3 separate regions of the Homo sapiens genome follow, and regions 1 and 3 are each linked to region 2. A link is an interaction called in ENCODE POLR2A ChIA-PET data of the cell type or tissue named here. Cell type or tissue: GM12878. All regions are shown on one strand. Region 1 overlaps DENND1A (DENN domain containing 1A). Region 2 overlaps DENND1A (DENN domain containing 1A). Region 3 overlaps DENND1A (DENN domain containing 1A).

Region 1 (8,000 bases), 73 kb after region 2:
TGGCCATTCTTTTCAACCACTATTATTTTATGGACATTTTCCCATATGATTAAAAATAATCTAAAATATAATTTTCTGTTGCCTGGATTTGCTGTAATCTCTCTAGCCATTCTCTTAGCACATGTTTAGAGAAGTGTGTGTGTGCATGTGTGTGTTGTGCTGTTATAAGTAATAAAAGAACTATCATTTAAAATATATTACCAAAAAAATTGTCACAATATTTAAGGCCGGTAAAAACATAGTAAAAATGATTCATGCGTACATTTTTCTGCCCTTCGTTTTAATTTTCTACTTTTTGTAGTAACTCATTAAAAGGCAACTTTCCTGCATTCATTCAATCCTATATGAGTTTATGAATTTACATCAGAGGCCAGGTGCAGTGGCTCACACCTTTAATCTCAGTACTTTGGGAGGCCAAGGCAGGTGGATCACTTGAGGTCAAAAGTTCGAGACCAGCCTGGCCAATATGATGAAACCCCGTCTTTACTAAAAATACACAATTTAGCCGGGCATGGTGGCATGCACCTGTAATCCCAGCTACTTGGGAGGCTGAGGTGGGAGGATCGCTTGAAGCTGGAAGGTGGAGGTTGCAGTGAGCCGAGATCACGCCACTGCACTCCAGCCTAGGCAACAGAGCAAGACTCTGTCTCGGAAAAAACAAAAAAGAATTTACATCAGAGAAACATATTTCTGCCAGGAGGTTTGCTGACTGAGCATCTTTTCTCTAAAATTTAGTTTTTAGGGTTTCTGTTTTGAAAATTATAAATACAGCCTTAATTTGAGGGAGTTTTTTTAACAACAAATTAGGGTTTTGTAACATTATGGACTGCTTTTCATGGCTTATAATAAAGCAGTGCCATCTGTACAAAGGTTATTTTAAAAATCGGGAGTGGCTGAGGGTAAGAATTCCATCAGGGTCTCAACAGAGAGTGACCAGTGGCATTTTATGTTGTAGCTTTGGGTGCCTTGTCGTGGATTCCCAGCTCTTCAGCCTCCTCGTGTTTGGGGCCCTCTGTTCTGTTGAAAGGTTCATTTGAGAAACCTGCCTATTTCATGCTGTGGCTGCTGTGTGATTTGGGTACAGAAGGAATGCGCATCATACCTCTTTTCAGGGCGGCCCAACCATTACTTACCACATTTTCCAAGCTCTGCGCCTGTTGCCTCTATCAGATCATTCCTAATGCCATGATGACTTCTCGCACAAATCTAAACCAGGGACCAACTTTAGTGGAAGTTATGCCATATTCCACTCTCTACTCAGTGCCTGACTTATATATATTAGGCAATGAATGAGTGAATGAATGCTGTCTATAACACAAATGAGCTTAATTATTATCTCATTTTGACAACAGCTAATCAAATGTAAAGTATAATCACTGTGTAACATACACTTTACTGAAACCATTCCCAGGGATTTTTTTCCAGAAAAGTACTTACTAGTATAGGAAGTCACACAGAACTGGATTCGACCCTCATCTACTTTGTGGCTGTGTGACTGTGAGCAAGTTAGCTTTTCTGGGTGTCAGTTTTGCCATTCGGTATCTGGGGATATGATGGTACCCTATCTAGAATTACAATGAGTAAATAAGCAAAGGCATGTAATGCTCCTGGCATTTGGTAAATTCCTGAATAAATGGTCTCCACTACTATTAAAATATTTACCACTCTACTTCTAATACTTTGATCGGTTTGGTGCACAGCAGTCAATGTGCTTGCACCTAGGTGGATCTTGTAGTTGTAGTTGAATAGATTCAGTCCTCTTCAGGATTGCTGGGCTTCCATGTAATTAATTGTGTACAAATAATTTTGCTTCCCTCAGCCTGACCCAGGTCTGCTGCAAAATTAGATAGCCGTGAAGCTTTTCCACAGAATAGGAGAATCTGGTGGGCCAGACAGAATCCCATGGCAGAGTGAAGCAAGAAGAAGGGCTGCTTGCCTTGCACAAATTCTTGCTTTACTCTCTCTAAAAACCCCTCGGTTTCATTTTCAGAAACATTTTGGGAAAAACTTCTCAGTGAAAGAGTTGCTTCGTCACTAAAGGTAACTTGAGAGCAGACCAGTTTCCCGTCTGTCTTTGTTGCCAGCTCTCTAGTTGAAAGGTTCTGCTTTGTACCCGAAGGAGGCTTTGAACATCAGCTGTCTGGAACAATCTCTGGCCTTATCGCTTATTTTAATGTTCCTTGCACAGGGTCATTCTTGGATGTGGTGCTCTGGGCAATCTCACCCCAGAATGCTTCCCTTCCTTTATTTAACCTCTGACCTGTGGAAACAAGAGTTAATCAAGAGTTCTAAGGTAGCTAAGAGGAAGGGGAAGTGTTTGGTTACAAATTAAATATGAACAAGTCATAAGTCATAAATCCCCAGTAGTGCCACCAGTTGTGTGTCTCAAGTTGCATATGGTACAGAGTGTTTGGGTTATAAATTCAAGTTCAGAGCTCTCTGATCGCTGGGGGGGTAGGTGCGAGGTTCATTTTATTTTGGGCTAAAACTCTGCCTCCTAAAACATTACTTTTATTGGACTAGCTTCATTCATATCCTACTTTCTCTGTGTGCCCGTCTCTCCTTCTTCCTTTCTTTACCTGCCTGCCTGCTTGTGTTGATTGGTGTGCTGTTCTGTGAATTGAGACAGAACTGCTTCCCTGAAAGAAGTTAAGCATATGGAAAAAGTTGCCAAGGAAAGGCATTGAAGCATAGAGCGTAAATGGGTTTAAGAGACAGCCAGACACTTTTATAGAGAGATTTGCGATTGAATGATATAACATTCAAGCAGAGATCTGGGGTGGAAATGAACTTAAATGAGTACTATTTGTGGAAAGCTGATGCCCTGTCTAATCTAGCATTTCCTTAATTGTCACCATAAGCATACATTTAAAGCTTTATACTTTAAATTAAAAAAGGCAACACAGTCTGTTTAAGAATCTAAGACATAGGCCATAGTTTTTCTAGAAAAAGTTCTTAAAAATATGCATTTAGGGTATAGCAGAGGCACTGGGTCTTGACACGAAACACTGGAAACTTAAAATACTCTTCTGCTGTGTTTGATTAAAACATTTTAAATTGAGCTATTTATATTTGTGTTTCTGAATATAACATGTACACTAATTCCTGAAGCAATAAAGAGCTGACACATGACTAGTGTCCCTGGAGCTGGCAAAGTAAGAAAACACGCTGAATTGTTGGGAGGCAGCCAGAGTTAGATTGCTCAGAACACTTGGAGCCGAGGGGCTTTTGGAGGCAAGCTTTCCTTTATCTTATCAAGCACTACAGTGAGAACCACAAGGTAAGGATTTTATATCCTAATCTCAGGATTTATCATTGTACGTGATCATACTACTATTGTACTGTTTAGAGCAGGTCAGACTGAGAAATCATGCTGGACTGGTTTTGTGTCTGATCTGTGGTTTTAGTAGCTGTGTCATCTTAGGGAAATTACTTCATTTCTCTACGACTCAATTTTCTCATCTGTAAAATGGGATAATTCATCTCACAGAGTTATGAAGAGTAATATTTCAAAGCACCTAACACTTGATACCTAGTTTCCCCCCTTACTGCATTAGCTTCTACTCTCTAGCCCTAAAATGAGGTTAATATCAAATGGCATCTGACTGGGATCATTGATTTTTTTGTTTATTACTGCAAGTAGGACACGGATCCTCATGTAGCCATTTCTTCCTTTTGTTGTGTTTTTTTTTTTTCTAGTAGAGACAGTGTATTTCCTAGGCTATGAAAGCTCCAGTAGGGTGGGCCTTAGTTAGAACCTCACTAACCCATTACATTATATTACAGTAGTAATTTAAACCATAAAATAAGATACTCTGAATGGGGAAAGTCTTGCAGGTGTGTGAATACAGGAGTAGGCAGCATCATAAACTCTCCTAGGAAAATGATGAAAGGCCTATGTGCTCACCCTGCCTGGGCTCAATGGAAAATATTGAGAATTACACTGAATTGTCAGTGCAGGTGCCATTATTCCAAAGATCTCATGTTACCAACACTTCACCGGTGATAACAGAAAAGTGCCTCTGTGCTTTCCTCCTGAGCAATCTCCTTCAATCAAAGTAATACTCTCATAGAAATAAGATGACAAAGCCACTCTCTAAAAGCAACAATTATTGAATGCCCATCAAGAAAGAAAAGAGCCTTGTTTCCAAAATCAAATCCAAGTGTATGTTTGGGTAGATTTATATAAGCACAGATGTTTTATGGGAGTTTTTGGTGTTTCTTCATAATGCAAATTAATATTTCTACTCATTCAGTACATATATTTTCCTGCATAGATATAATAGGTATCACAATGGGACATTAATTATGGACATAAATCAGAGATTCTTGAGCTTAACTAAATATCGTAATCAATTTACAGTTTGAGATTAGCAGCTGTGAGCAAAGCAGAATGCCCAGACTGGGTGAGACTGGCTTAGAGCTCCCAAAGAGGATTGTGTTTTTCTCTTATTGAGGTTGCTTTGACTTTTGATGTTATCAAAGAGTACGGTATTATCAGGGTGAAACAAATTGTACTCAGTTTCAGGCACTGTGATAGGTGCATTTACATATGTTTCAGCCTCAAAAGAACCATGTGAGGGTAGATATTCCCATTTCACATGTAGGGAAGGAAGAGCATGGCTCAGGCCACAGCCAGTAAGTAACAGAGCTGGTACTCAAACCCAGGTGGGTCTCCTGACTTTGCAATCAGTGTCAAGCTGATCAGTGAGGTGTCACTTCCTCTTGGAAGACTTTCTAGAATCTCTTCTGTGTTCCCTTTGTGAACCTCTATCAAAGCACTGACCCAGTGCTGCTGACATTATCTGCCAGTGTGTCTGCTTTCCTCTTTAGACTGTGAGCTCCCCAGATACTGAGACATGGGCCTTATTCCCCCATGTACCTAGCAGAGGGCCAGGCATATACTGGTGGGTCTTAATAAGCATGGGAAAATATGTGGGTAGATGCCATTGATGGAACATTTGAAAAATGAATCATCTAGAAATGTGTGATGTTTGGACTGGAAACGTCTCAGTTTTAAATTCTGTAAAAATGTTCATTGAAGCTAAATGTGGTTATCTCAGGAAGATGAGGTGTGCTTTTCCCTTAGGGAGGAACCACATATAACCTTGGTGCTAAGGTTGTGGTTTGAGAATCATAGACCAGCACACATGAGTGATTTCTGTTGTGCTTAAAGGTGGGAATGCTTGCTGGCTGAGTATAATAGGGGAGAAGATGTGTCTTACAGAAGGCAGTGCAGTTGGGCTCTGGGGTCTTTCCTCCTTCTCACCTCGAGTTAGGAGGGAGAGGGAAAGGAATGAGAAGTATAGGAGTGGAAGAGCTCATGTGAAAGCTTTTCTCTTTGGTGCGTTTGGAGAGAAGAGTATCTTCTGAAGAGAGGGACAGAAGAGGAAAAATGTTTGGAGCAGACTGGAGGGGGTGGGCAACAGGAGGCCTGTGGCACTGCAGATTAGAGGATTCTTGAACAATTTTAAGGGTTCACGTGTGCTTGAAAAATTAGGTTTTCAGATGATTGTCATCAGCCTGGTTTTGTGAACTTTTTACATAGCAATTGAAATGGGAACAAAAAGAGTAGATGGTGGGGTTTACTTGTGTTGAGGAGATGGGCAAAGGGCAAGAAATCTTGTTTGTAAGTATTCCTTGATCTACTTTGAATAATCACTTGCTCTATACTCATTATTTATCCCAGACTCCAGCAGGACATTTGCAGGAATTGTTTTTTAAAAACCAGGTCATTTTCCAAACCCAAATGCTGCCTGCTAAATTTGGATCCCCACGTCCCGACTAGAGTTGGTTGACTGTTACTCTGTAGCTCTAGTGGTAATTAATGGCCTTAATAGAACCTATAGAGATGAGTTACGTCTGTCAAGGTAAGCTATGATTTATTGAATGTCTCACATGTGCCAGGAATAATTAGGGGTTAAATAGTCAATACACAGTCACCGTCCTTGATCTCATGGAGTTGACACCAATGGAGAAGACAGGCAAACAAGCACGTATTATAAACGATGGGGAGTTTTAATGTCTAGTAAGCCCAGGAGGTCTTCATATTCTGGGAATAAAATGCATCAATTTAAATGGGGACCAAAAGCTCATAGTAAAAATGAGGAAAAGGTTAGGATTTTATCTAGAAAAAGTATAAAAAAGTATAAATTTACCTCAACAAACTCTGTCTCTTAATTCCAACAATGCAGTAATTCTTAGAAAGAATAATGCATCAAGTATTGTGGGGAGAGGAGGTTATAATTTTTCTGACTTAATAACAGTTCATAGTTGACTTTCACAGCATAATCATAAAAGGAGTCATTTTTTTCCAAAAGTATTTGAGGACTTCAGTTTCCCGAAGGTCTCTTTTATCCTTTCATATTGAAATCATTTTCTTTTGATGTGACTGTTGTGTTACTATCCTTGTTTTTCTTGATTTTTCTCTTCATGTCTTGTTAAGTGGTCTAATACAGCCAGGTCTTCATTTGTCAGTGACTTTGCCTCAACTCTGTGCAGGTATCCAGCATGTCCAACATGGGCTTCATAAAATCCAGTCTCCTTTGCAAGAGTTGTAGTTTTAGTTCATGGCAAATTTGCATTTTATTATAGATGTTTGGCTGAGATACAGACAGAGGAGCAGGGATAGATGCTAGGTGAAACTTGAAAGGGTGGATAGGGGACGTATTGTCTGGAAACTGGAAGGGTGGAGAAGGGTCATGTTGTTTGAAGCAGTCACATTGTTGGTGAGTATTTTCCTCTTATAAGAGCTTCTGTTTTCCTGCCCATTCTGGTTGACCACATGGTATGAGGAATTTCTGTAGAATTCTGGAGGAGCCTCTGACCCAGACACCAGGAATCAAAGAGAGATTCCCAAAGCTGAGATTGCCAAGGGGGACAGGAAGCGTGTTCTGGATTGGTGGCTGTCATGTCCATCAGGTACATTAGCAGGTGGTGTATATCTTTTCATAGAGGAGGAAACTGAGTTTTGGGAAGACCGCTTTCTCGAGGTGTCACATCTAGAAAGGAGCAGAACTAAGATTCAAACTCGGGGTTACCAGACTCAAGCCAGTGTTCTCCCCAGCATGTGCCATGCTGCTCTGCTTTTTAACATTGGGGAGGAGGTTTTTTTGTTTTGTTCTGTTTTGTTTTAATAGGAAGGCTTTAAATATTGAGTGCTGAATGGTCTTAACCAAGGGATGCTTTGCCATTGGAAACACGTTGGCAAAATCTGCTGACAGAAAGAAAGGGATACCTCTCCTCAGGTATTCAACATGGAATGTCAGGAGCTCCTCAGACAGTAGCAAGTCACCAAAAGCAACTGAAAGACCCTGTGTCATGTTACTTTTAAACTCATCAGTCCCGACATGAACACAAGCAGCTCTGCCGCAAGTCTTCCCCCGGGAGGCACTGCTTCATTGTATCATCTATTCTAATGGTGCCTGAGTGTTACATCCTAAAATTTTATTGCAAATTACTTTTATTTTTATTTCTCTTTTATAGGAGAGCCAGAGCATTATTTTGGTTTTGTGAATGACTAGATTACATTAAGATTTTGTTTTTAGGATAGCAAAGTAGATGCTGGTTCTGATAAGGCTGAAATCCACTGGGCTCTGCTGAGGTCAAGATGAGGGGAAAGAATTACTTCCCACCTGGTTCTAAAGCCATCGCTCATGCGCTTTCTTCTGCCTGTCATGCAGATTTTGTCAGTGGAAGCCCCTCCTCACTGGCTTTCGTGTCCTGTTGATATGTCCTGATCATGTGTTGAGCACTGCTATTTTTTTTTTTTTTTCCTAACCCAACACAGCATTTCCCAGCCCCAGCCCTGGAATCAGACATTTTTTTTCAAGGAGCCCAGGTTCCTATTACTGGAGAATAGTATTTAGAAACCAATATCTGGGCACTAAGTGTGCTCATTATAATTGGGATATCTCTGCTTCCAGGCCTTCTCAGTGACTAAAACTAGGGAAGGTATGTATGTACATAGATTTGTATTTCTATTTATTTTATCTGTCTCT
Region 2 (8,000 bases):
GAAGCTACCTCTGACCACATTATCTCAGTAGGGCCTTTCCTTCCCTTCCATTTTCCTCTATCTTCGTTTCTTCTTTGGTTTTGTAATACCACTATTACAAGCTGTATGTTTTGTGGTATACTTGTTTATTACTTGTCTCTATCTAGACAGAAAGCCTGCAAAGGCAGGGGCCCTGCCTATATTGTTCAGTGTTGTATATCCAGCACTTGTTACAGTGCCCAGTGTAGTTGTAGCTCAATTTGCAAAATGGATAATGAAACTTAAAGTGAAGCTCACATGTAAAAGTTTGTTTCTCACTGGGAGACTAGAATCAAACTGTCCATCCTCATGCTTCATACCATTCATGCACTGGCCCTGTAAACAACTTCAAGATTAAGCAAAATGCTACTGGAGAGGCCCTGAATGGCTGATAGGCATTTAAAAGGAAGCATGAAGGTTTAGGTCTGTGGCTTGAATAGCTATTGCTTTTCTCCCTTGTTTTTCATATTCACCTAGGCACGGGAAGCTACAAGAAGCACAGCTAAGGCTGGTCTTGGCCCTGGTCTCCTGGGTTTATTTCTGGAGAACTTCAAATGTGGTCTCCCTAGCTTAGTGAAAAATATGGTTTTTTGTTAAGACAACTATCTGAATTCCTCGCATACCTTAGTTCCTTAAACCGAGTTGAAAGCTTCCCAGGGAGGATTTTCATTGTGTTTAGTGCAGCGTGGCAGAATGGAAAGGACTTTGAACCAGAAGTTGGCTTGGATTTTTGTCCTAGTCCTGATAACCTTGGAAAACAAAATGAAAGTAAACCCTAAATATCAGTTTTCTCATCTGTGAAACATGAGAATTGGGTGAGATGGTTTCTCCTAGCTTCCATCATCCTGAAATCTCTGGTTCCTTTGGAAATTATGGATGCTGAGGTAAACTCAAACTGCAGACTTTAAGGAAGCAGACCCTTTCCCCAAGGTCATTTTTATGGAGAAATAGTGAACACTCCCATAGACTACCCCAGCAAGTAGGAGAGAGAGAATGATAAATTCCTTGGAGATTCAGAACCCTTTTAAGTTAACCTCTTTGACTTCCCTTGCCAGACCTTTAGTTTATTGGAAATTGTCCAAGGAAACAATCTTTTAGAGCCTACTGGTTTTGGGCTTTTGTCGACTTCTACTTCACCCTACCAGGAATTAAAAAAGGGAATCAATTGAGAATAAGTACCTCCTGGTAAGCTGTGGCACCCCAAAAAGAATCTTTTTCACTGTAAGGCAAGCATCAGTCACTTGGTCACCCAGAGGACTAGCCTTTCCTGAAAAATATGCAACAGGCAAGAGAGAAAAGAAAGCAGACTTCTTCCTCTACTCACAGATATTATAAAGCTGAATCAGGAAGATTCTAAGCAAAGGCCTAGTTTTTAATGTGAGTTTTAGTTTTCACAGTTGGCAACAGCTTGCGTCCCTCTTTTTAATTGTTCCTACTCTGGACTGACCTTTATACTAAATTCTTTTCCATTTATTCTCAAAACATCCTTTGGGTTGGATGGTAGTGTCTCATTGTTATTCCAGGTGAAGAAACTCAGGTGCTTAAAGGTTTTAAGTAACTTGCTAAATTTAGTCAGTGATTGAGTTGGGATTTGAACCAGGTAAATGAGTAATGATTCTTTCTCTGAGCCTGTAGGGTAGCTAAACACATTTCCAGCATTTTTAATAGGAATAAAAAGAGAGTAGGAAATTAATGACACACAATTCACAAGTCAGGTGCATTCATTCTCTGTCTTTTTCCTGGAGAATCCTGGGTGTTTTCTTTTCATCGAGTCCTATCGATACCCTTCCTTTCTAGGATGATACTTAGTATTCATTTTAAACATTCTAGAAGTGAAATCAAAACCTGAGTTAAAACACTGAACAATCATATTTTGTATGATCACGTAGTAGTGTTTCTTAAAAGCACAACCTTATTTGTAACTTGGAATCATCCAGACCTGTTGCTTTAAATATTTTAATAAAACAGGATTTCCCCTCCCCCATTGAGGCCCACTTTTCTCCCCAATCACTTTAATTATGTGAGCTAGAATGCTGTTTCTCACACATCTTCAGTTCTCAACCTTGTTAAAATTAATCATATAATCCCCCTTTAAAACATAGTATTAAATCACCATAGTAACACAGTATCCAAGCTTTATGGATAAAACATAACAGGCATAGGAAGGTAGCGTTTGGTGTCCCCTTGACGGCCCTATAACTTTTATAGAAATGTGTTTCTTCTCCTGGCTGTGTAAGGTGGAGGGATAGCATTACTTACACCTGCTTTATGACCACGTTGCTTTTAAATTGCCACCTTGTTTTTGTTCACCTTCCTAGTTAAATAAGGAGAGTGGAACACTTTTTCTTTCTGAATTATTTTCTTGTACTCTCTAACCACTCTCTAAGAGATGGAGTTGTCTCCTTAAATATGACCAGGCAGAGTCCATTGACCTTTGTATTGGAATACCTTGAAAATTCCTTTAATTTTAATTATTTATGTGGCTGTATAAGGGAGTTTTAGAAAGTCTACCCTATCTTTGAAAACTTTATTCATATCATATCCAAAGACTCAATAAGAATTCTACCTTTGGAAAAAGCTTGGTAAACCATGATTTTTAAATTTCTTCTGATAATTTATAAAGTAATAATTGATAGCATAGATTTGACTATTTTACCAATTTGAATACACTTTGTAAAATACAATATGAGTTGATGAGTTCCTTTGAATAACTCAGTGTTGAATTCTAGCATATTACGTTAATATAAATTCATGTATTAGAATTTGGATTTTTTAACCAAAAATACCTTTATTTTAATCTTCAGAGAAAAAACTCTTTTCTTCTTTTTCTGAGATAATTACTGTAACTTACAAAAATGGATATACATCTTCAAAGGATTTCCCTTGAATGCGAAATTTAGCTTTATGGGATCTAAGCATTTAAAGGTAAAAAGCAAATTCTATTTTGTTGCCATTATAAGACAAAACTGAATCTAGCATAAGGTAGGGAAACCCATTCACTCTTCAGGTTCTTCTCTGACAGGAACTAGCATTGTTATATTATTTCCACTTAGCAAAATCTGCTCTAATTTAATTATACTTCTTCCTGGCCAGGCGGTAATCCCAGCACTTTGAGAGGCTGAGGCAAGCGGATCACTTAAGGCCAGGAGTTTGAGACCAGCCTGGCCAACATGGCAAAACCTTCTGTCTACTAAAAATGCAAAAATTAGCTGGGCGTGTTGGTGCACGCTTGAAATTCCAGCTACTCAGGAGGCTGAGACATGAGAATCACTTGAACCCGGGAGGCAGAGGTTGCAGTGAGCCAATATTGTGCCACTGTACCCCAGCCTGGGTGACAGAACAAGACTGTGTCTCAAAGTAATAGTAATAATAATAACAACAATAGTACTTCTTCCTTCTGGTGTGATTTCAAACTCAGTGACCTCTTCTAGTCCATCTTGACAAAGTCATCAACTCCTAGAAGAGTACCCACGATTTCTTAATGACTCTTCACCACAATGTGAATTCTTGAGCCTATACATTTGTCTACAAGCTCTAGCAGCAACAGCTGGGCAAGTAGGTGGTAGCCTTAGCCGCCATAACTGTGACGGAAGCGGGATGTTTAAATTTTTAAAATGGAATGAAATCCAAGCTAACTGGTAAACTGATTTTAAAAACTGGATTTTTAGACATTTTACAACTTTAAAAAAAGAGTTTGGCCGGGCGCGGTGGCTCACGCCTGTAATCCCAGCACTTTGGGAGGCCGAGGCAGGTGGATCACGAGGTCAGGAGATCAAGACCATCCTGGCTAACATGGAGAAACCCCGTCTCTACTAAAAATATAAAAAAATTAGCTGGGCATGGTGGCGGGCACCTGTAGTTCCAGGTACTCGGGAGGCTGAGGCAGGAGAATTGTGTGAACCAGGGAGGTGGAGGTTGCAGTGAGCTGAGATCACACCACTGCACTCCAGCCTGGCAACAGAGCGAGACTACATCTCAAAACAGAAAAACAAAACAAAGAGTTTCTGTAATCTGATTAGTATTGTTTTTAAAATTTTTAAAAATAGATATTTTAATGTTGCGTTTATGTGTGGTTTTTAAATTTTTGTATTGATATATTTTTAGCTTTTTTCCTTTAACGTCTTTCTTTAAAATGTTGTTTCCATTTCTTAGAAAACACCATGCAATGCTAGACATTTTGGTTATTTCTGTCCTCTAAAATAGGAAATATGTTTCTCATAAATTCAGAAATTATGAAAGATATAGGAATTTAGGAAAGTAACACCTAAGCTTGCCCTGTTTTCTTTCCAGTTTCAATTTCAGCTCCTCCTCTTTGTAGCTGTGTGAACGTGATTCAGTTACTAAGGATGTATTCTGGTCCTTAGTTTCCTTTTCTGTAAAATGGGAACATCCTCTAAATTCCATGGTTGTCCTGAGAGTCAGGGAGATGGTCTACGCATATATGATGTCTAACTTTGTGGCTGGCACATAGTAACATTTACCTTTTGCTCTGGCAAGCACTCTTATTTTCTGAACTAGGGAAGTTCTCAGGTGAGGATTGTTAGCAGCAAGCTGGTAGAGTGGCCTGTGGAATCAGCGCGAGGGTTAAAATCCAGCTTTTTGCCACTGATCAGCTGACCTTAGGCAATGCCTCTCTAGACTATTTCTTCATCAGCAAAATGAGGTTAATAGAGGGCACCTTTCGGAATTGATGGGCTGACTAACAGAGCTGCCTCAGAGACTGAACTCAGTAAGGAGAAGGTATGATAGCTCTGATTATTTGATTTCTGAGGTGGTCACTAGAATAGGCTGCTGGCTGTCTTTTTTTTTTTTTTTTTTTTAACTAGCTTACAGTCTGTTCCCTTGAAATGTGTAAATTTTAAGAGTTCCACTGAGAGAGGAAATGTTATAAGTTCAACGACTCATTGTGATTAGATACTTTATCAAGAAACTTACTGCACATTCATTTTCCCCTTTGTTCTGCCTTTGCTGCAGCCTCACAGTTAGCCAAGTTGGCCAGAACTTCACATTCGTGCTCACTGACATTGACAGCAAACAGAGATTCGGGTTCTGCCGCTTATCTTCAGGAGCGAAGAGCTGCTTCTGTATCTTAAGGTAAGGGAGAAGGCTTGGGCTGTTGGCTTGTTCTCTGAAGCAATGTCAGCTTCTGCATTGCTCTTCCGTAATTAAATCTTCCAGCTGTTCATTTCATTTTCCTATCTGTTTCCCACAAGTCACTGCATTTGGGGAGAAGGACTTCACAGTGTTGTTCTTGCACTGTAAGTTCTGCAGATAATTGTATTTATTTATTTGTATCACATCCCTTGGGTGGGAAAGGGGACCATCTCTTCTGAGTAGTTTGTGGAAGCCAGAGAGTCAGTGTGGCTTCAGTGCCTTCTGCTGTTATCTGGAGCTGTCAGAAATTAGCCTGTTAGACTTTCTCTTGGACATTTTGTGTATGTAAGATTATTAATAAAGTATGTGTCTGTAGCTCAGGACATCTTGCAGACACAGACTGTGTCCGCCTTAAAGTAACACCCTTGCCCCCTTTGGGTCGGTGAATGAAGAACTGTGTCCCATTTTGGCTACCTCTGTAGAGGTTTGAAAAAATTAAGAATCGTGTAAGAAGGCTTCTTCAGGTCTTCTAAAAGCCCCTCATACACCAGAGCCACACTTGCTTAAGGCTCTGTTTCCTCCTGCCAGAGGGGTAAGGCATGTTCTGAGGTGGGAGGATGTGTGGAAATCCGATTTTGGAGCTGCTGGCTCTGTGGACTCCTGCTGGGCTCCTCCTGAGGGGGAAGTAAAGGCATCCCCCATGCTCCCCTCTCCATCTGCCTTGGTTAAGTAGGTGTCAGAGGGGCCTGCCTCCTGTCTCTCTCTGCTCATGTGGAACAGCCAGGGCACAGCAGCAGGAGGTGCCCATGACAAAACCCGGGCCCCCAGGCTTGGGTTGGGCCTGGGCCTGGGAATAAAAGGCCAGACCCTCTATGGATTCCAGAAAGGGTAGCTCTCTGCGGCACTAGTCTCTGCACTTTCTTCTTCTCATCAAGAAAAGACTCCCCCACTGACTTCTGTTCCCCAAACCCACACACCCTCACACCACAGGGGAGGAGGGGCTGACTTTGGAAGTTCCCAAGCTCACTAACTGTCAATCTGGACTGCTATACATTTGCATTTCTCTACACAAATCTTAGTATCATTAGTGCTTTTAATCAGTGAAGTCGACTCTCTTCTGCACCAAGCATAGCATTTGTAACCTGGGCACAGGAGGATGACTGCTGGGGAGGCTTTAGGAAGGAGGCTGCTTTGGGAGATTCTGTGTGTTCTGTTGTTCTCAAGCACGCCTTAGTAGCCCAGGCCCAAGAATTACCTGCCCAGAGCATTAGAATTTGATGTAAATGATTATTTACATTTGGATTGAACAGTGCAGTCTTTTTCTTTTTAAAGAAAAATTTCTCTTTCAGTTTTGTCTGTTATATTTCAGCCCTGGCCAGGCCACTGCATATTTATACAGTTGACCCTTGAACAATATGGGTTTAAGGGTACTGGTACCCTCACACAGTTGAAAATCCACATATAACTTTGACTCCTCAAAAACTCAACTATGGCCGGGCACGGTAGCTCACGACTGTAATCCTAGCACTTTGGGACGCTGAGGTGGGTGGATCACCTGTGGTCAGGAGTTTGAGACCAGCCTGAGCAACATGGAGAAACCTGTCTCTAACTAAAAAATACAAAAATTAGCTGGGTGTGATGGCACATGCCTGTAATCCCAGCTACTTGGGAGGCTGAGGCAGGAGAATTGCTTGAATCCGAGACATGGAGGTTGCAGTGAGCCAAGATCGTGCCACTGTACTCCAGCTTGAGTGACAAGAGCGAAACTCCATCTCAAAAACAAAACAACACAAAACCCACAAAAACTTAACTACTATTCCATAGCCTACTGTTTACTGGTAGCCTTACCTGTAACATAAACAGTTGACTAACACATATTTGTATGTTGCATGTCTTATATACTGTATTCTTACAATAATTAAGGAAGGGAAAAGTTATTAAGAAAATCATAAGGAAGAGAAAATATATGTACTGTTCATTAAGTGGAAGTGGATCATCATAAAGGCCTTCATCCTCAGCATCTTCACACCGAGGAAGAAGAGGAGGGGTTGGTCTTGCTGTCTCAGGGATAGCAGAGGTGGAAGAGGTGGAAGGGAGGCAGGAGAGGAAGGTATAACTTTTACTTTAAAAAATCCACATATTGGCCAGGCACGTGGGCTCACTCCTGTAATCCTAGCAGTTTGGGAGGCTGAGGTGGAAGAGGAGGAAGGGAGGCAGGAGAGGAAGGTATAACTTTTACTTTAAAAAAATCCACATATTGGCCAGGCATGTGGGCTCACTCCTGTAATCCTAGCAGTTTGGGAGGCTGAGGTGGGCAGATCACCTGAGGTCAGGAGTTCAAGAACAGCCTGGCCCACATGGCAAAACCCCATCTCTACTGAAAAAAAAAAAAAGAAAGAAAGAAAATACAAAAATTAGCCGGAGTGGTGGCAGGTGCCTGTAATCCCAACTACTTGGGTGGCTGAGGCATGAGAATCGCTTGAACCCAGGAGGTGGAGGTTGCAGTGAGCTGAGATCATGCCACTTCACTCCAGTCTGGGCGACAGAGCAAGACTCTGTCTCAAAAAAAAAAAAAAAAAAATCTGTGTATAACTGGACCTCAGCAGCTCAAGCCTGTGTTGTCCAAGGTGAACTATGTATTCATTTGGAGGTGGTGAGGCTTAAACTGAGTTCTTAGAGTTTTGCAAAAAGGTTTTTCTCTATAATATGTTTGGGTTACAGTGTTTCTTTCTAAGCTGTGTGTGTGTATGTATATGTATATTCTAAACTGGCACTATCACTCAGCAAATTTTGATAAAAGTATTCATTTAAAAATTTACATTTGAATTTGCTTGTCTCTGATTCTGATGTGTGACTTTGTGTGCCTATACAAGTAGGGTCCTGGATTT
Region 3 (8,000 bases), 96 kb after region 2:
TTTAGCCATTCTCTCACTGTAGAACATTTAGATTGTTTCTCATTTCTGCTTTTATAAGTGAAATGTTTCCATATAAAGAATTTTCCAAATAGAGGTTTATTAGGGTAGATCTACTCAAGCAGAATTACACTTCTACTTTTTACCTTTGTATATTTACCTTTCAGAGAATAAAATAAAGTATTTGTGGGTGAAGCATGAGGGCCTCCATCCCTACCTCCAAAGGATGTAGGAGCAGTGAACTAGAGTGTGAGAGAGCAGAAGGTTGATGTTTGCCTTCTGAACAAGCTGAATGACATATCTAGTCTAGCTGCATGACATGTTTTCAAAATGTTTTACTATGATTATAAATAGTACTATGTAGAATCAGATAAAGAATGTCTACCACTTAGACACTTGATTACTTTTTTAAAATTGTGGTAACAAATACATAACATAAAATTTACCATGTTAATCATTTTTAAGTGTACAGCTCAGTGGTTTTGAATGCATTCATATTTTGTACAGTCAATGTCCAGAACTTTTTGTATCTTACAAAACTGAAACTCTGTACTCATTAAGCAATTCCCCATTACCCTGTCTCCCCAACCCCTGGCAACCATCAATCTGCTTTCTGTCTCTGTGAATTTGACTGCTCTCCATATAGTACTTCACATAAGTGAAATCATACAATATTTGTCCTTTTGTTCTGAGTTATTTCACTTAGCATAATACCTTCAAAGTTCATCTGCATTGAAGCATGTGTCACAATTGCCTGCCTTTTTGAGGCTGAATGATATTCCATTGTAGGTGTAGACCACATTTTGCGTATCTGTTCATCCAGTGATAGATGCTGAGATCAATAGATATTGTTTTTACCCTTTGGCTATTATCAATATTACTGCTTTGAACATTGGCGTACAAATGCCTGTTTGAGTCTCTGCTTTCAATTCTTTTGGGGATATACTTGAATACTTGATAAGAAAAGTACTGGAATATGTGGTATACCTTTTCATAACTATTGTAGATTCACAGAAAGGAAATTTTTCCAAGTGTCGTCTATAGAACAGGTTACAAATGTCAGGTGATCAAATGTAATGAATGAAGTTAGGCTGTAGTATTGTGATTAGATAACAGTCTTGATAAGTTGGGATTATCAAGCATATCCATGTAGTATATTATCTGTATGATCAGACTGTGGTAGAAAATGTTGCATCCTTTTTTTTGACATTAACTAATAAAAAATTCAGACCAGAGTTCCCATTTCAACAACAATAGCTAATGTTGATTGAGTACTACTACTCGAAATATTATATATTTGGTGCTTTTCTCCATTTTCTCATTTAGCTCTCTCAACAAGCTTACATGGTAACTACCATAATTATTTAATATAAGGAAACAGAAGCCCTGAAAATTTAAGTCACATATTCAATATCCTACAGGAAATAAATGGTAAAATCAGAATTCAAATATTGGTCTTTCTGGATTCTTGAGACTGAGCTCTTACATAACATGCTATACTTTGAGCCTGTGATTTTTTACCTTTCATCTCTCAGAAAATTCCATTGAAATGATGAACGAAAGGAGAAAAATATTTCCCTAATGACAGAGGAAGCTACCATGAGCCAGAAAGTTTGGGAATTTACATAATATAAAGGAGATGATTACTGATAGTTGCAGTCAATTCAGTATAGACAGTGGAGAAATCCAAAAAGAAGTGGGAAAGTAATGCAGGAAGAGCAGAAGCAGAGGCATACTCTGGCTATGAAGGAGGCTACTGAAGGATTATTTTAAAATGCCATGGGACATTTATAAGAACTGATCATGTACTAAATCACACCAAAAATTTCAAAATAGAGCATACTAAACTCTTACAGGTCACTGTCTTTTATGGTGGTGAACGAAAACTATAATAATAAATTAATTAAAGGTTTAAAAATATTCATCTATTTGAAATAGCAGTTGGATCAAAGATGATACAAATTGAAATTAGTTATTATTTAGAAATTAATGACAATGAGGACACTAAACAAGTGCCTTAGGGATGTGGCCAAAACCACACTCTGGGGAAAATTCATAGCTTTGAATGCTTTTATATAAATAAAAAATTTAGAAAACAATGAACTTGACTTTCAAGAAGCTAAAAAAAAAGAATAGTAATAAATAACCAAAACTAGAAAAAGAAATTATAATTTAATTTATTAGGGAATATTGTTAAAGTAAAATTGAAAAATAGTAGTTTTTAAAAACTGAATTTGTGAAAAGAATAAAATTTTAAACTTATTCAATAAATTTAAAGATTGTGAAAAGAGAAAATTTTCTAGAAAAAGACAAATGATAGTTGGCCTGAGAAATAGGCAATATGAATATAGAATTATAACTTGAAAAGATTAATAAAGCTCTATTTCAATCTCCATCCTTCAAAAAAATCTATCAGGTTTAGGTGGTTAAGGTGTTTCAGGAACAGATAATTATTACTTAAACAGTACCAAATCATAGGAAAGGTATGTATGTATGTGTATCACACAACAGCAAAAGAAAAATCAGGCATAATCTCCCATCTCAGAGATCTGTTTCTGAGTTTTTTCATCCTTCCTTTTTATGACATGTAGTTTTCAAAGTGTGCAACCGGGAACCCCAGTGTTGCTTTGGCAGCCCTGGAAGGCCTCACAGAGGTAGATGGCTAACTGATCAGAGCACTAGATCCCTGCTCCTATTTTATTCAGAGCAGGTTAGTTTCCACTGCTTACACTGGGGGTTGAGTAATACTTTGTTTGAGACAGAAGTATTCTTTTGGTTTTTTTTTTTTGTTGTTAAGTTTCAAAACTTACATTTTTAAAAGCACACAAAATGTACACACTTTATATCTGTTTTTCTTGTAACAATGTACGCTGAACATTTACCTGTGTCATTAAAAATTCTTTACAAATATTTTGTTGTAAAAGATTAATACTGATACATAGAGAAAAAAATGAAAGGCCCCCATTACCACCACCCCCTCCAACCCCAATCCCACTCTCCCTCCAACCCCAATCCCACTCTCCCTCCAGTGTTTGATGAAACCTTTCTCTAGGAATTTAGTGTTATGTGTAGCTATGAAGGAGGCTACTGAAGGATTATTTTAAAATGCCATGGGACATTTATAAGAATTGATCATGTACTAAATCACACCAAAAATTTCAAAATAGAGCATACTAAACTCTCACAGGTCACTCTTTTATGGCGGTGAACGAAAACTATAATAATAAATTAATTAAAGGTTTAAAAATATTCATCTATTTGAAATAGCAGTTGGATCAAAGATGATACAAATTGAAATTAGTTATTATTTAGAAATTAATGACAATGAGGACACTAAACAAGTACCTTAGGGATGTGGCCTGTGTGTGTTGTAGATGGTTTTTAAACATAAATATGATTCTATTCATACTTGTTTAGCAACTCATTTTTTAGTTTAATGTATTCTAAAAAGTGTTCATATCTACCTACTTCTTCCTTTTTAATGACATACTTATTTAGTGGTATTTTTACTCTTATGAAAGTAATGCATATTAATGGCTTAAAAACATGTAGTACTACATAGTTGTTGATGAAAACCAGCAATTTTCAAGTTGCCCAGCTACTTTCAAGTTTTTAGCAGCTGTGTTTCCCTCTGTATTTTTGAGTAACTTATTCATATTGCTAAATCTTATTTTTTTTCTGTTACAGATATCACTTATTGATTTTCCTATAGAAGATGAGAGTTTTGGTCTTTTACCACCTATAACACTCCCCACCCCGAAACACACAGAATAACGTTCTCTCAGTCACATATTTCCCCTCTCCCATTCTTTCTATACCTTTAGAAAATTTTTACATTAAATCAGAAGTTAATGTTTACATTTTAATGAGCATACTGAAGTAGTTAGTAGATTACCTTTCCTTTCTTATACAACTTTTTGTCACGTAAGCATTCTTGGGTTTCACATCTTCCTCATTCTTGATTTCACTCCCTCATTTTGGTGAGACATGCGCCAGTAGTTTTCTTGAGAAAGTGCTTGTTAGAGGCAACATTTTTAGACCTAGCATGACTAAAAATAACTCTCTTCTTCTTTTTTTGAGACAGTCTCGCTCTGTCATTCAGGCTGGAGTGCAGTGGCACAATCTCGGCTCACTGCAAACTCCACCTCCTGGGCTCAAGCGATTGTCCTGTCTCAGCCTCCCAAATAGTTGTGGCTACAGGTACACACCACCACACCTGGCTAATTTTTGTACATTTTAGTACAGATGGGGTTTCACCATGTTGGCCAGGCTGGTCTTGAACTCCTGACCTCAATTGATCCACCTGCCTTGGCCTCCCAAAGTGCTGGAATTACAAGTGTGAGTCCAGCCTCTTTATTCTTCTTTTGATAGTTTGACTGGGTATAGAACTCTAGGTTGGAAATTACTCTATCTTCCCAACTTTGAAGATGTTTCTCCACTGACTTCTAGCTTTGCTGTTGCAACTAAGAAGTCTCAGCCATTCCGATTCCTGTGATTTACTTATTGTAACCATCCTTTGGTGGTCCCTCCTGGTATCCTGAAATTGCAGTGATGCGCCTTGCTACGGGCCTGTTTTCATCTATTGTGCTGGGCACTTGGTGGTTCCATTTAATATGGAAACTCATGTCCTTTAGAGCTGAGAACTTTTCTTACATTATTTCTTTGAAAAAATATTCTTCATTTTTCTTTCTTTCTCTGGGGCCTCTATGATAGAATGTTAAAATATCCTGTGCTGATCCTCTAATTTTCTTGTTTTTTCTCTCCTATTTTCCATCTCTCTCTTTTCGTTTTCTCTCTACTTTCTTCAGCAAATCTTTCCATCTTTGGAAATTTACTTCTGCCATTATATTAATATTTTCACTCATCTGTGAGACTGTTATTTATAGATTTTAAAAAGTGTTCTTCTCCTCGTATTATTTTCCTGCTCAACATTCCTATCTTCTGTTTGTTTTATTCCTTAACTTTCACTGTAGAGCCTTTCCTCAAATGGCTGCCCCGTCACATTTAAGAGTGAGGCACTAAAAAGCTGGCTGAATGCTCTGTCAGTCATTTCTGGAGCTTGGAACTAGTGTGGCTATTTTGGGGGCAGTGGCCTCTCAAATATCAGTATCAGAATCTTTTTCTTTGGAGTTGGTCTGTTTTCTTTGCCTAGGTAGTGTATGCTTTATTATCAGTGTTCTGGAAGCTGAGTAGGAATGGTAGGTTATGACATGTCAGCATCTAATATGTATACCTTCGTTTAGTACTCATTTTCAGTGTAAGCCTTTATTGCCTGTCAAAGGCTTTATTGCCCGTCCTCAACTGTACCTGGTGTCACCAGGCCTTTCTGGTTCAGTTCTTCTAGAAAGTAAACACATATTCCTCTGGAGAGGTGTGGGAAAGTCTGTTAACTAGCTCATTGAGCTGGGAGAGGAGATCCTTGGGATTGAATTACTCCTATTTTTATTTGCACCCCGTCTCCTAGCCTTCAGAGATTCTGGGTGTCTCCAGTTCCTTTTTGGAATTCTTTTTGTGCTATGAGTTGGGCTGAATGCTCGGTGCTGTGCCTGCCCACCTTATCCGTAGCTTTAAGCTTTCCTTCTCAACCTCAGTCGCATGCTTGTCAGCTTGGGCCAGATCATTCTTTGTTGAATGGGGCTGTTTTATACATCGTAGGATATTTAGCAAGCATCTCTGGGCTCTACTCACTATATGATGGTAGCACATTCCCCTCCAGCTGTGACAACCAAAAATGTCCCCAGGCATTGCCAAATATCCCCTGGGGGACTAATGGCCCCAGCTTGAAAACCACTTCGTTAGTCACATCTGCTTTTTGGCTTTCAAAAATTTGATCTCTTTGTTCCATTACTAATTCTTCTCCTGTTTTTTGGCGTTTGTGCCTTTTAAAATTCTTTTACTTTGACTTTTTCTGGGAGGCTGGTATCAGGAGAGAGAAAAGATAAATGTATGTTTAATTCACTGTATTTAACTGTTTTAACTGTGCTTTTCCTACTAATAGACATTTACATTTTCTATAAATAATGTTATGATAAAAATGATTGCCTAGGTTAGGTTCATTAAAAAATTTTTTTTTTCTTTTAAGAATAAATAATTTCTTAAGAACTTCATTTTAAGGTACTTGGAAATTCTGATCATTTCTAATTTTTCAAAACCACAATTGAGATTAGGAAGTTTTTTTTTTTAAGTCTTCTCATAGCCTTACCTCCAAAGCCTGTCTGCACTGTATGCTACCTCTCCTGCCCCCACTATTTTAAAAATTTACATTCCTTCTGCTGGTTTTGCTACTAATGAACCAATTCCCTGTGCATGACCCATTGTCCCTAAATCCTCCTTTGCAAACCAGTAAAAGGCTAGCGTTGTTTGTTTCTAAGCAGAATGGTGATACCAATCTGCCAGACTCCTACCGTACATGCTTCCACTTTAATCCTTAGAGCTACTCCGAAAGGGGTAGACCTGAGCCCCGTTTTAGACAGGGAGCCCAGAGCTCACAGAGCTGAGGTGGCAAGGTCTGCTCGTAAGCACAGTGTAGCGACCCAGGTTTGTAAGCTTTTGTTCCTGTTGTACCCCACTGCCTCCCTGGAATTGATGTGTTCTATTCATGAGGAAAAAAAGAAAAGAAATGTTTTTTTAAATATATAGCAAATTACAAAATGAAGCAGGAAAGCCTTTCCTCTAAGGAGAATCTGAACTTTTGTAGGACCAATTTATGTGGTTTTTGACACAGAATCACTGTTGAGCTCTAGCAGTGTTGAAATTTGCATATTAATCTCTTGATGATTTTTCAAGGATTAATTTAAAATTACTAAATTGCTGCATTGCAAATTGAAACAAGCAGTAACTGTGGGGTTGTTAATCCTTTATGATCTGGTGTAGTGGAAAGAACATGAATTTTAGAGACAACCAGACTCTGGGCTTTGCTACCCTGGGACTTTGGGGCAATGTACTTATACTCTTGGAGCCTCTAGGTCCTTATCTACAAAAGGAAAATGTGAGAAACTCATGAAGTATTAAATGTAGCGTTCCAAGGACAATGTCTGGTTTGATGGAGATGCTGCTTTCAATGGTCTGTTTCTTTTTCTCCTTTTCTTGGCTCTCCCAGAATTCTAGTCTTAACCTCCCTTGAGATCTGAGTTGTGGCTGAGGGCTGAAGAACATTATTCTTGGAGCACATCTTTTCTAGATTTTTTTCATATTCATGGTTATGGAGATTAATTCTCTTCCTTTTATGGGGCATATATTTCATGGGGCCTTGAAAGTGTCTTAGCAGGCCCTTTTCACACCAGAATGTCTGAAGCTTGGAACTGGTGTGGCAGATGGAGCCCAGGGCTCCGCTGCCTGTAATATAGATGGTTTGTAAATATTTATTGATTATCTCCTCTAAGGAACATAAGCAACAAAAAGGATAAATAGGCTTTGGGATGTGGAACTTAATAATGTTCTATCACCAGATAATCCTGTTCTCCTGGACAGCTTCAGAGAAGTGTTAGTGTGCAAAAAGAGAGGAAGGAGCTGGTATTTATTGAGCATCCACTGTGGATCAGATCGGGCACTGTTTGTTATGTTATGAAATCTTCACAACAGCCTTATAGTATGGTTGTTATCTCTGTTCTGGAGAGGAAATGAAGCCCAGAGAAGTGAGGTAACTTGCCAAACCAGGAAGTGCTAAAACCAGGATTCACCCTTCAGTGGGTATGATCTGAGCATTGAGATGCTGCCTGGTCTGGGCCCTGGCTCCGTGGCTCTCTCTGCCCATCTAAGAAATTGCTCATCATATGTGTAAGTTATATAATTAATTGAATGAACGTTTGGTAAAATGTCCTCTCTCCTTCTCTAAGGACAGGGATCAGTATTTTTTTTCACAGTAGCACTGTACCCAGAACAGAATAGATGCCCAATATGTATTTATTGACTGAACGAATGACTGAATGAATGAATGAACATGTAGCCACCCCCAGGAGAAGAAAAAAGAACAATTCCTTTCAGTTGGCTTTTGGGCCAATTTG

The links. ChIA-PET counts read pairs that join two places held together with the same protein. Peaks named below come from ENCODE experiments on the same cell type or tissue, not always from the same donor. Only the 100,000 strongest peaks of a DNase experiment are listed, where the experiment ranks them.
Region 1: POLR2A ChIA-PET joins it to region 2 with 5 read pairs; 1 of 35 experiments calls an interaction of 5 or more read pairs at or near these places.
Region 3: POLR2A ChIA-PET joins it to region 2 with 11 read pairs; 1 of 35 experiments calls an interaction of 5 or more read pairs at or near these places.

The regions. Positions count from the first base shown.
Region 1 is chr9:123,681,693-123,689,692 of GRCh38, reverse strand. The region is part of intron 5 of DENND1A (DENN domain containing 1A); the gene reads left to right. Among named protein-coding and RNA genes, the nearest start is that of MIR7150, 200 kb to the right of the region's middle. RefSeq lists an enhancer at 4,802-4,851. In GM12878, no CTCF peak of the experiment used is centred here; a DNase peak (open chromatin) is centred at 4,821; H3K4me3 peaks cover 905 bases; H3K27ac peaks cover 263 bases.
Region 2 is chr9:123,754,815-123,762,814 of GRCh38, reverse strand. It overlaps DENND1A (DENN domain containing 1A), which reads left to right. Exons shown (of 24, transcript NM_001352964.2): 5 at 4,993-5,112. Among named protein-coding and RNA genes, the nearest start is that of DENND1A, 170 kb to the left of the region's middle. In GM12878, no CTCF peak of the experiment used is centred here; a DNase peak (open chromatin) is centred at 6,144; H3K27ac peaks cover 821 bases.
Region 3 is chr9:123,658,635-123,666,634 of GRCh38, reverse strand. The region is part of intron 8 of DENND1A (DENN domain containing 1A); the gene reads left to right. Among named protein-coding and RNA genes, the nearest start is that of MIR7150, 180 kb to the right of the region's middle. In GM12878, no CTCF peak of the experiment used is centred here; a DNase peak (open chromatin) is centred at 4,004.